Linked DNA regions of Homo sapiens: all the other regions are linked to region 4. Evidence: chromatin contacts called from ENCODE Hi-C or POLR2A ChIA-PET data. All regions are on one chromosome and are shown on one strand. Each heading gives the region's core, a stretch centred on a gene start or an enhancer-like site at or near the end of the contact. The rest is flanking DNA. Distances are from core to core; before and after follow the strand shown.

Region 1 (2,700 bases), core at 77-2,576, 260 kb after region 4:
TCTATTTCCTAACACTTTGTAAAGGAACTGATTATGAAATCAGAAAACCTGGGTTTTTCCTCCTAATGTGACTTAGCTGCTGTCAAAGTTTCCTCATCTGCAAAATGAGGGGGTTAGAGTACAATGGACATTCCATTATCCTCTCCAGCATCATCCCCTTAGTGCAGGCAGGCACTCTTTCAGGGATCTGTTGACAGTCCCTATTTTATTTTTAGGTGCCAACCCAGCCTTTCCCCTCCTTTTCTAGAATTTTTGTGTACAGAAAGTGAAGGTGGGGCTGGGCACCATAGTGAGACCCCGTCTCTCCAAAAAAAAAAGCCGGGCATTGTGGTGTGTGCCTGTGGTTCCAGCTACTTGGGAGGCTGAGGCGGGAGGATTGCTTGAGCCCAGGAGTTGGAGGCTGCAGCCAACTAGGATTGTGCCACTGCACTCCAGCCTGGGCGACAGAGTGAGACCCTGTATTAAAAAAAAAAGAAAAGAGGGCCAGGCACAGTGGCTCATGCCTGTAATCCCAGCACTTTGGGAGGCCGAGGTGGGTGGATACCTGAAGTCAGGAGTTCAAGACCAGCCTGACCAACGCGGTGAAACACCGTCTCTACTAAAAATACAAAAATTAGCTGGATGTGGTGGTGCATGCCTATAATTCCAGCTACTCAGGAGGCTGAGGCAGGAGAATCGCTTGAACCCATGAGGTGGAGGTTGCAGTGAGCTGAGATCGCACCACTGCAATCCACCCTGGGCGACAGAGCGAGACTCAGTCTCAAAAAAAAAGAAAAGAAGGTGAAGGTGGCTAAATAGCATAACATGTCAGAGATTTACGTGTCAGAGATTTAACATGTCAGAGATTTCCACATGTTATCAAGTCTGTTTCATGGCTAAGAACTGGAAGGGACCTTTGAGGACATCTAACCCTCATAGGACTTAACAATAGGATGAGGAAACAAGCTCAGAAATAGGCTATAACTTGCCCAAGGCCACTCAGAGAGGGAATGCCAGAGCCAGGGCCAGCTCTCAACTTCAGGCCAGAGAAGCCCAGGGTCTTCCATGAGAAATAGGGCCTGTCAGACTGGACAGGCTCCTTGGAGGTGGTCCAGTGAGTCCAATCCCTTTTTTTGCTGCGGCTTAGACGAGGGGCCGCTGAGGATTCTCCGAATTCGCTGGATCTGGACCCAGACTTCCGGGTCCACAGTGCAGCCTGAATGATCAACAGGGGAACGTGCGTTCGCCAGGGTCCCCGGGGGCAGAGGCACCTCTCCCTGGGCGGGGCCGGGGAGATTACGCAACACGGGTCTTAGTTGTCTGGGCCGCTGGGGTCGCCTCCACGGGCAGGAGCCACGGCCAGGACGTGCAGGCCGCCCCCTGCTGGTCCGTTTCGGAACCGGGCGGGTGGCCGCGGCGCTGCCCGGGTTGGGGGCATGGCTTTACAACGGTGAGCCAATCCCAGGCCGCACCGTGGATGGGGCGGGCGTTCACTTCTCCTCCCAGTCCTTTGGTTCTCTCCGCGGCGGAAGCTGTGCGGCGACCTAGCAACCGTCCTTGCCGACCCTCCCGCCGGTGACGTGGCTGCGACCCACCCTTCTTGCCATAGCCCTTTGGAAAGCGAAGGTCCCTTCAGGGCCAAAAGGACAGGGAGGTTTTTTCCTTCCTTCCTTCCCTCCCTCCTTCCCTCCTTCCCTTTCTTTCTTTCCTTTCTTTTTCTTTCTTTTCACAGAGTCTGACTTAATCACCCACGCTGCAGTGTAGTATGATCTGCTCACTGAAGCCTCTGCCTCCCGGGTTCAAGCGATTCTCCCAACTCAGCCTCCCAAGTAGCTGTACAGGTGTGCACCGCCACACCCAGCTAAATTTTGCATTTGTAGTAGATATGGGGTTTCATCATGCTGGCCAAGATGGTCTAAAGTGATCCGCCCGCCTCGGCCTCCCAAAGTGCTGGGATTACCGGCGGGAGCCACCGCTCCCGTCCAGGACAGGGATTTTGGTTGGTTGGTTGGATGGAGCCTTACAGTTTGGATGTGGTGAGCATGAAATGCATACGTTCAAGAAGCTGAGCCGACAAAGGGCTTACTCTAGGTGGACTGAAAATTCGATGTTTCCAATTCAAAACATCTGCTCTCCGAGGTGTGGGTGAAGGTATGGGGGGTCCAAAAATGTCCGAGTCCCACCACCTGATGTTGTTAGTTACACTTCTTTTTTTGTTTTGAGATGGAATTTTGCTCTTGTTGCCCAGGCTGGAGTGCAGTGGCGCGATTTCAACTCACCACAACCTCCGCCTCCTGGGTTCAAGCGATTCTTCTGCCTCAGCCTCCCGAGTAGCTGGGATTACAGGCATGTGCCATCACACCAGCTAATTTTTGTATTTTTAGTAGAGACGGGGTTTCTCCATGTTGGTCAGTCTGGTCTCGAACTCTTGACCTCAGGTGATCCGCCCGCCTTGGCCTCCCAAAGTGCTGGGATTACAGGTGTGAGCCACCACACCTGGCCTAATTTTTGTGTTTTTAGTAGAGATAGGTTTTCGCCATGTTGGCCAGGCTGGTCTCAAACTCACCTCAGGTGATCCGCCTGCCTCGGCCTCTCAAAGTGCTGGGATTACAAGCATGAGCCACCACGCCTGGCCCACGCTTGGCTAATTTTTGTTTGTTTGCTTGTGTTTTAGAGATGGGGTTTTGCCACATTGCCCAGGCTGGTTTCAAACTCCTGAGC
Region 2 (2,700 bases), core at 199-2,698, 490 kb before region 4:
CAGCCACCATCACCGCAGGGAGTCAAGGGAGGAGGGAGATTAGAGAAGGAGCCAGGGAGGGTGGCAGGGAGGCCACGTGATCCGAGTCCCCTCACCCCTTTCCTTCCCACAGGTCCCTGGCCAAAGATTTATTTCTCTTGACAACCAAGGGCCTCCGTCTGGATTTCCAAGGAAGAATTTCCTCTGAAGCACCGGTGAGTGGGCAGGGGCTCCCTCCCCATCAATAGGGCCGACCCAAGTCTTCCTCCCCCTTCCCCCATGCCGGGCCCCACGATAGTGTGAATGTCAGGGGCTTCAGGTTTCCCTAAATATAGGTCCCTGCCAGAGGATCCGTGGCGGGAAAAGGGCAGGGGTCATTAGAGAAGATCGGGGACACATGTGGGGCGGGCAGGAGCTGCCTTATAACCAGCCCGGGAACCCCTAGCTCACTCGCTGCTGACCAGGCTCTGCCGGCTCCTTCGGCCTCGCCGCAGGTGGGCCCCTTGCAGGACCGGGCCGGGGTGGGGATGGGGTTGGGGTTGGGCCAACAGGGTCCAGATGGGGTCCAGGTGAGGAGGGGAGATTTGGACGATAGGAGCAGGGGGCTCAGCATCTGGGAGGCAGATCAGTTCGGGGACGGATTTTCTTTTGGAGAAGGAAGTCAGGCTCAAGGAAGACGTTTGGCAGGAACTGTGACCCCGCATGCCAGAGGCCGAGCAGCGGCCGGTGCATAGCCGCGCATTCTGGTTTTCTGTGGCGCAGAGGACTACCAGCCTGGCTGCGGCGGCCCGGCGGAGAGCGCGCACGCATGCGCGACCCAGCCCGGCCTGCCAGCCTGGAACTCGGATGGGGAGGTCTCGCCTCCGCGCGCCGCTAGTTCCGCCGCCTTCTCGCGCTCCCTGCGTGTCCTCTCGATGCCCTTTCCTCCGCCTCCCTTACGCCTGGGCCAGTGACAGGGTGTCGGCTCCGCGCCGATTCAGCCCGCGGGCGAGGCAGGCTAACGCACGACTGCGCGATGTGGCCCCTATGGTGACACGCGCTGCAGCCGCGAAGACCGGAAGCTGGGGCGGCCCCGGGCCGCGCGCGCTGGGCCTGGGAGGCGAAACTCAGCTTCCTTCGTTTCCGACTTTTCCATCCGCGTCCTCCACTTCCCCGTTCCGCCCTCCCCCATTGCCAACATTCTGGCTGAGTCACGGCGCCCCAGAGCGCGCCAGGCTGGGGGAAAGGAGCAGAAGGGAGGGCCCTAGCGACCCGCGGGATGTGGTCCGAGTCACGTCCGAGGGGGGTGGGGAGGGATCGTGTTCTCGGCGCCCGCCCCTTCCTAGCGCGGCCTCTGGGCTGCGCCTCTCGGGGGCGGCCCGTAGCCCAGTCCGTCGCCTGCCATTGGACGCCGCCCGCTCCTCGTAAAGGAAAAAGCTCGGCGGAGGGCGGAGTGGTGCCTTTAAAAGGCCGGGCGCCGCCTTCCGCCTGCCCGCCTCCTGCGCCGCCCCTTCCGAGGCTAAATCGGCTGCGTTCCTCTCGGAACGCGCCGCAGAAGGGGTCCTGGTGACGAGTCCCGCGTTCTCTCCTTGAATCCACTCGCCAGCCCGCCGCCCTCTGCCGCCGCACCCTGCACACCCGCCCCTCTCCTGTGCCAGGTGAGCGCCCCTCTTCACGTGCGGGGACCAGGGACCGTGGAGAGGGATCTTGGGGGCAGTGGCGGGTTGGGCGTCCGCGTGGAGGCCTCCCCCATCCCATGCCAGCGTCTCCCCACTACCAGGCACACACAGGCTCCCCGGCCCCTCCAGCCTGAGGTCCTCTAACTGCGCAATGCAGCGGCTGCGCGCGCTGAGTCATGGCGGGGGAGGAAGCCGGACGAGATGAAGGACCATTCTCCCCCTTTTCTTGCAGGGACCCCTGTGGCAAAGGATTAGGGCCCCTTAGCCCTGGCGGGGATCCTAAGAGGCAGTGAGGGGTGGGGGCCGGCCCATGTACAGCCCCAGGGTTCTCGCAAGTGGGAGCTTGGTTTCTGTCCTGGGAAACGGGGCGCCCTTCGCGAGGAGGGAAACCCCTCCGCGGTGCTTGATGCCCCCTTAACACTTTCCCTGTCTCTCCTTATCGGGCGACCTTGATTCTGAGCCCGGAACAGCTGCAGCCATGCGAAGCGACGGGAGCATTTTTCAGGGGAAGGCGCTTGCTCCTCCACGTTCTTGCCCCGTAGGAACAGTGACGATGGCAAAGCTTACCGCTTTCCTCGCCTCGGGCTAGGGCTTGTTCCGCCGCCCTTTCCTGGGCTTCTCCTTGCTCTCTTATATTTTTCCTAATGCCCCTTTCCTACCACCCGCCCCCTCCCTTGTGGGGAAAAGCCTGACCTTGGGATGTCCTTGAAGCCTTGGAGCCCGGGCCAGCCCTGGGATCTTGAGGGGATTGGAAGGAACACCCCAGTGGCAGTCAGAAGAGCTGGGTTCTAATCTCAGATCTGGCTCCGGGGTTGCTGTGTGGCTTGAAGCACAGACCTTTCCCATATCTGGGCCCTTTCCCACGAGGGTGTTGGGCCCTCTGCTTGATTCACGATCTTTACATTCTAAAATACTCCGGTTCGGTTTTGTTTTCAGGCAAGGTGACCCCATGGCAAGGCGCAAGCCAGAAGGGTCCAGCTTCAACATGACCCACCTGTCCATGGCTATGGCCTTTTCCTTTCCCCCAGTTGCCAGTGGGCAACTCCACCCTCAGCTGGGCAAC
Region 3 (2,700 bases), core at 83-2,582, 370 kb before region 4:
AAACAAGAATGATGAGAGCTAACTTTTTTTAAAATGAGACGGTCTTGCTCTTTCACCCAGAGAAGACTGGGTGATAACAGTGGCTCAATCTTGGCTCACTGCAGCCTCTGCCTCCAGGGTTCAAGCTATTCTCATGCCTTAGCCTCCTCAGTAGCTGGGATTACAGGGGTGCATCACTACACCACGCTAATTTTTGTATTTTTAGTAGAGATGCGGTTTTACCATGTTGGCCAGGCTGGTCTCGAACTCCTGACCTCAGGTGATCCGCCAGCCTTGGCCTCCCAAAGTGCTGGGATTACAGGCGTGAGTCACTACGCATGGCTGAGAGCTAACGTTTATTAAGCACCCGCCACTTTCTAGATGAGGTCCTTACTGACTTCCTTGGGTTATTTTAGGTAATCATCCCCATACCTCTTACGTGGCAGGTATGACTGTTACAGAGGGAGAAACCGAGGCTGAGAAAGGCTAAGTAGCGGCCACACCTCACTCAGCAGGTGACAGGCTGCGGTCGCACTCATGACATAGTCTGACTCTAGAGCAGGCCTTTCCTGCCCGCTGTTGCTGCCTCCAGAAGCCTCTCTGAATCCAAGGGTGGGAACTATTCCTCCTTGCCCTCGAGCCTTCGCCAAAGCCAGGGCTTGGAGCGGCCGTGGGCTCCTCCTCCTTCCCCCAGGCTGGGCTCTTCAGGGGCGGAAACCTGCCTGGCTTGCCTGCCTTGCTCGACCCTGTAGCCCCTGGCACGAAGTAGGTGCCCGTGATGCCGGATTATTTCAGCAGGAGGGCAGGGGTGTTCCCGATGAAGCCAGGAGATCCAGGGAGGAGAAGCGACTCCCGGGGCCACCCATGCTTAGATCTCAGAGCCAGGCAAGAGCCAGGTCCCGGGGGTCCAGGAGCGCGCTCGGGGCTCCTCCTCGCCCGCGCCCCCCGCGCCCCTCGCGCCCCCCGCGCCCCCCGCGCCCCCTGCGCTCGCGTCTGCGGGGCCGGGAGGAAGGGGCGGCGCAGCCGGGCCGGGGCGGGCACCGAGGCCTGGCGGGCGGGCCTGGGGCGCTTTCGTGCCTGCCAGGGAAAGGCTGGCGAGGAGGCTGGGGGCGGACGCAGGGAGGAAAGAAGCAATGGGGTGCTCTTGCGTTTTGACATTTTAAAAAGAAGTTTAGATTCGCTTCCCGGAGCCGGGATGGCAGCCTGCGCTATGGTTGGGGACCAACGTGGTGCACGGGCAGGGGCCGGGGAGAGAGGCGGCCGCAGCGGGAGCCCGGGAGCGCAGGGCGGGCCTGGAAGAGCTCCGCCCCAAGGGGCGCGGCCACCCCGGAGGCGGGCGCACGGCTGCTTCTCATTCATTGTCTTGACAAGAGCATCTTCAGCGGGCGAGTCCCCGGCTCCTCCAGCTCCTTCCTCCTCTTCCTCCTCCTCCTCCACCTCCGGCTTTTGGGGGATCACTGTCCTCTCTCGGCAGCAGGTGAGGCTGGGCCTGGGAGGCGCGGGTGGGCCGGGGCGAGGGCCACCTGTGGGGCGGCGCGCGCGTGGGAGCCGCGGGCTGCGGGGGCGCGCGGCTGTCACCGCGACCCAGCCAGCGCCGGGGCCAGGTAGCGGGCGCAGCAGCCCGTGGGGGGACGCTGCTTGGAGTGGGGGCCGCCGGGGCCCCAGAGCGCTCTGCGGAGGCGAGGGCTAGGGACCACCGCGGCCAAGATGGAGGTGGGTGGCCGGGGGTCAGCACAGTGTCGAGGGCCCGACTCCCCACGGAATTGAGTCTCGGGGAGGGTGGGGACGAGGGCAGGGTGGGGTGAGCGGGGCAGCTGCCCTGGGCTTGGAGACAGGAAGGGGTTGAGAGCAAAACAAGAAAAGACCAAGTTCCCCTTTCCGTGGTTTCCGGGCCTGGTACCTGTGGTGGGGGAGGAGGCAGGGTGGGGCGATGGCTTCCTGTCCCCCACCTCTGGTCCGGGGCTCCCCTCTCTCCAGATACAGGCTGCTCCTCAAGACTGGGGCTCTTCACATACGCTCCTCACCGCTCTTTGGGCAGGCCGACCTAGCAGCCTCTTCGGGAGTCCTGGGGTGGCCGGGGGTGCTGGAGCCCCCAGTGAGTAGGCGAGGCTGAGGCTAGGGGCAGAGGCTCTGGGCATGGCACCCTCCAAGCGGCAGCACAGGCCCCTTCCCTGAGCAGGAAGGTGATGCGGTGGCACAAGGTCGCCCCTGGAGTTCCTTGCTCCCCACCCAGACACTGGGGGAAACCATCCTACCTGGACCTCAGAGCAGTCGGAGTGGCCTCTCCCTTCCTGTGTGCAGTTTACATGGGGGTGGAGATGGCTCTTAAGGGCACCTGCTTTTCTGAGCGGAGGCGAGAGGCAGAGGTATGGGGAGGAGGAGATACCTGGACCTGAGCCAGAGACCTGCTGGGGAAGCTATCCTGCCGCCTCACTCCCCTCAGGCAGCCCCCACGCCACTTCCTCCTGTGTCCAGCCCCATGCCAGCAGGCGAGGGAGGCCAGCTCCTGTCCCTGCCTTTAGGAAGCGCTGTGTGGGTGTGAGGGAGGTGGGCTCTGGACACGGTAACTAAGAGAGAACCCACCCTCGGAGCCATCTGGGCTGATGACGCCTGAGTCTGAACCATTAGGAAGGACGGGCTCTGCATCCATCAGCCAGTCAGTCAACAAACATGCAGTGGGGCAACACCACGCCAGGCTCTGTTGCAGAGGCTGAGGGTACA
Region 4 (2,700 bases), core at 140-2,639:
ACAAAATTAGCCGGGCGTGGTGGCGGGCGCCTGTAGTCCCAGCTACTGGGGAGGCTGAGGCGGGAGAATGGCGTCAACCAGGGAGGCGGAGCTTGCACTGAGCCGAGATGGCGCCACTGCACTCCAGCCTGCGCGACAGAGGAAGACTCTGTCTCAAAAAAAAAAAAAAAAATTAAGCAGGCTTGGTGGCGGGCGCCTGTAATCCCAGCTACTTGGGAGGTTGATACAGGAGAATTACTTGAACCTGGGAGTGGGAGGTTGCAGTGAACTGAGATGGCACCACTGCACTCCAGCCTGGGCAACGGAGTAAAACTCTGTCTAAAAAAAAAAATTACCCAGGCTTCGTGGCGAGCACCTGTACAGTCTTAGCTACTCTGGAGGCCCAGGTGGAAGGACTGCTTAAGCCCGGGAGTTCCAGGCTACAGTGAGCTATGATGCCGCCACTGCACTCAGCCTAGACAACAAAGCGAGACCCTGTCTCTAAAACAAAAACACCAAAAAAAGCCCCCAGAGTGTAGTGACCACGCAGAGGTGAGGACTCAGAGGCGGGTATGGCAGGGCCAGAGCCCCCATCACAGCTCCTTTCTAGGCTGCATCTGGGAGCCACGCAGGGGCTCAGCCTCGTCGTCGCAGTTGAGAAGGCAGTTCAGAGAGGAAACTGCTAAGCAGGTAGCTGGAGGTGGCAGAGGGTACCGGGATGGGACAGGAACAGAGAAGTCCCCATGGGACTGAGCACCCGATACTCCACCTGGGTCCGTTTGTGTCTGACATTTCGCCACCTCCGGATCCTGGGCAGCCGGACCCCACAGTTCGGCCTCCTCCTCCACCCAGGAGATGAGAGCTGGCTTGTTGCCTCCGATTCCTAGGGAAGAAGAACGCAAACCCCACGCTGCGGGGAGGCCACCTGCCCGGCCCCGGGGCCCCCAACTTCACGCGCAGCTCCCAGAGGCGCGGCAGGGCCTGTGGGGGCGCAGGGCTCAGGCGAGCAGGTGGGGCTCTCACCGAGAGCGCTCAGGTGGCCGTAGGTCTCCCGCATCACGTCCCGGTACAGGGCCCTCTGCGCTGGCCGCAAGCAGCCCCACTCCTCCCGGCAGAAGTACACGGCCACGTCCGCGAAGCTCACAGCCCCCGGCTCCCTCCACTCGGGTCCGGCCCCGTTTGGGTCCCGGGGAGGGAGCGGGGCCAGAGGCGGCGCCATGGTAACTGTCAACCCCGACGACGGATCGGCTGCCTCCCCTGGCCTGGCCTGGGCCTGCGGAACCTCCTGCGCCCGAGAAAGCCTCCCCGGCCCGGGCCCAAGGGAAGGAGGGAGGTTACTAGGGCCCCCGAGGGCGCACTAGAGGGCGTGGAAACTAACGGTGCCGATGGCAGCGGGTGTATAATCAGAAATGGAATATGCCCTCATAAAAAATGGCGGCGGCGCGGGTACTCGACCTTTGCCCCTACGCAGTCGTGCCCAAGACAACGCCCCCGGTATCTCCAGTCCGCGTTCTCTCCGTACCCTCATCCAAAATGGCCGCGGTGACTAATACAGAGGCCGGCCTTGAAAACTAGCCGCGCATGTTTAGTCCCCGGCCCGGCGAGGCGGTGCAGCAGAGAGCTCCGCCCCGGCCCGGCGAGGCGGTGCAGCAGAGAGCTCCGCCCCGGTTTGCACGAACAAAAGAGCGCCTCGCGGGAGTGAGCTGGCCTCCCGGCCTTACTGAACTCAGGCATTAGTTTTCGTTTGTGGACCGTTTTATAATCGGGCTCCAGCTCATCACTCTCTCGTTTTGTCCTTGTTATCTCAGAAACAGGGCAACAGCAGTCTCTTCCCAATGTTGAGTGTAAAAAAACCAATGGAGTGGGCGTGGCGCAGTGGCTCACGCTTGTAATCAGCAGTTTGGGAGGCCGAGGCCAGCGGAACAACTGAGGTCAGAAGTTCGAGACCAGCCTCACCAACATGGTGAAACCCCGTCTCCACTAAAAACACACAAAAAAACAGCCAGGTGTGGTGGCGTGCACCTGTAATCCCAGCTACTGGGGAGGCTGAGGCAGGAGTATCGCTTGAACGCGCGAGGCGGAGTTTGCAGTGAGCCGAGATTGCCTCACCGCACTCCAGCCTGGGCGACAGAGCGAAACTCTGTCTCAAAAATAAAAAAGAAAGAAAGAAAGAAAAAGGAGTGGATACAGGAGAACCTCCTCCATCGTAGGCTTGTTGGGGCCTGAAATTCTGGAAGTTTCTAGATGGCGGAGGCAGTGGGGAGAGTAGGGTAAGGTTGAGAAAGTCAGAGGGTCCTCTCTTCTAGGAGCTTCTCCCATGTGCTGCTCAGGACGCCTCCCAATTGCCAGTCTCCCTGTAGCTGCAGCCGGGCTCTCACCTCCCCTCACATCCTGCCCCTGGACAGATGGCCCAAGGCTCCTCTACTCAAATCCAACTCATCCCTTTCTTGCCCCAATCTGCTTCCCCTAGGGTCTTTATCTAGTAAATGTCACCAACTCTCCCCCAGACCTCTCTCTCACTTTCTGATGGTCTATTCTGTGCTCCACGTGACTTCATACATGTCCTGTTGTAGCAGGACAAGCCACAGACAAAACCCCTCAGACACCGAGTTGAAGGAAGGGTTTTATTCGGCTGGGAGCATCGGCAAGACTCACATCTCAAAAACCGACTCCCCGAGTGAGCAATCCCTGTCCCTTTTAAGGGCTCACAACTCTAAGGGG

Evidence for each region. A loop is a pair of places that touch in the nucleus more often than their neighbours do. ChIA-PET counts read pairs that join two places held with the same protein, here RNA polymerase II (POLR2A). Pooled maps may share reads with other maps.
Region 1: a loop to region 4 is called in a pooled map, with 13 times the contacts of the local background. The contact joins the enhancer-like site here to the promoter of ZNF764 in region 4. A Hi-C loop is called at or near these places in 7 of 50 pooled maps. POLR2A ChIA-PET finds 5 or more read pairs at or near these places in 2 of 52 experiments (OCI-LY7 and activated T-cell).
Region 2: a pooled map shows a loop between it and region 4 (6-fold over the local background). The contact joins the promoter of ALDOA here to the promoter of ZNF764 in region 4. A Hi-C loop is called at or near these places in 9 of 50 pooled maps. POLR2A ChIA-PET finds 5 or more read pairs at or near these places in 8 of 52 experiments (CD4-positive, alpha-beta T cell, HEK293T, MCF 10A and 5 more).
Region 3: a pooled map shows a loop between it and region 4 (7-fold over the local background). The contact joins the promoter of CORO1A here to the promoter of ZNF764 in region 4. A Hi-C loop is called at or near these places in 6 of 50 pooled maps. POLR2A ChIA-PET finds 5 or more read pairs at or near these places in 3 of 52 experiments (activated CD4-positive, alpha-beta T cell, activated T-cell and activated naive CD4-positive, alpha-beta T cell).

The regions. Positions count from the first base shown.
Region 1 is chr16:30,813,090-30,815,789 of GRCh38, forward strand. All of the region lies in intron 1 of LOC124903679 (a long non-coding RNA gene), which reads left to right. Among named protein-coding and RNA genes, the nearest start is that of ZNF629, 27 kb to the left of the region's middle. RefSeq lists enhancers at 55-610, 611-1,165, 1,036-1,185 and a silencer at 1,206-1,535. Within about 2 kb of position 1,327, at least 30 of the 41 ENCODE cell types and tissues checked have a DNase peak (open chromatin) inside an H3K27ac peak, as active enhancers do.
Region 2 is chr16:30,064,312-30,067,011 of GRCh38, forward strand. ALDOA (aldolase, fructose-bisphosphate A) reads left to right here and starts at 1,449. Exons shown (of 10, transcript NM_001243177.4): 1 at 1,449-1,616; 2 at 2,574-2,700. The coding sequence starts at 2,587. LOC112694756 (uncharaterized LOC112694756) reads left to right here. Exons shown (of 14, transcript NM_001365304.2): 6 at 113-194. RefSeq lists an enhancer at 500-1,280 and silencers at 1,277-1,546, 1,587-1,766.
Region 3 is chr16:30,182,270-30,184,969 of GRCh38, forward strand. CORO1A (coronin 1A) reads left to right here and starts at 1,333. Exons shown (of 11, transcript NM_007074.4): 1 at 1,333-1,456. It overlaps CORO1A-AS1 (CORO1A antisense RNA 1), which reads right to left and starts at 2,519. Exons shown (of 2, transcript NR_186359.1): 1 at 2,235-2,519; 2 at 1,124-1,502. RefSeq lists enhancers at 86-195, 1,614-2,154, 2,155-2,696, 2,697-2,700 and silencers at 916-1,025, 1,166-1,625, 1,656-1,765.
Region 4 is chr16:30,556,985-30,559,684 of GRCh38, forward strand. It overlaps ZNF764 (zinc finger protein 764), which reads right to left and starts at 1,390. Exons shown (of 3, transcript NM_001172679.2): 1 at 1,003-1,390; 2 at 749-862. The coding sequence starts at 1,198. RefSeq lists enhancers at 278-839, 1,380-1,519.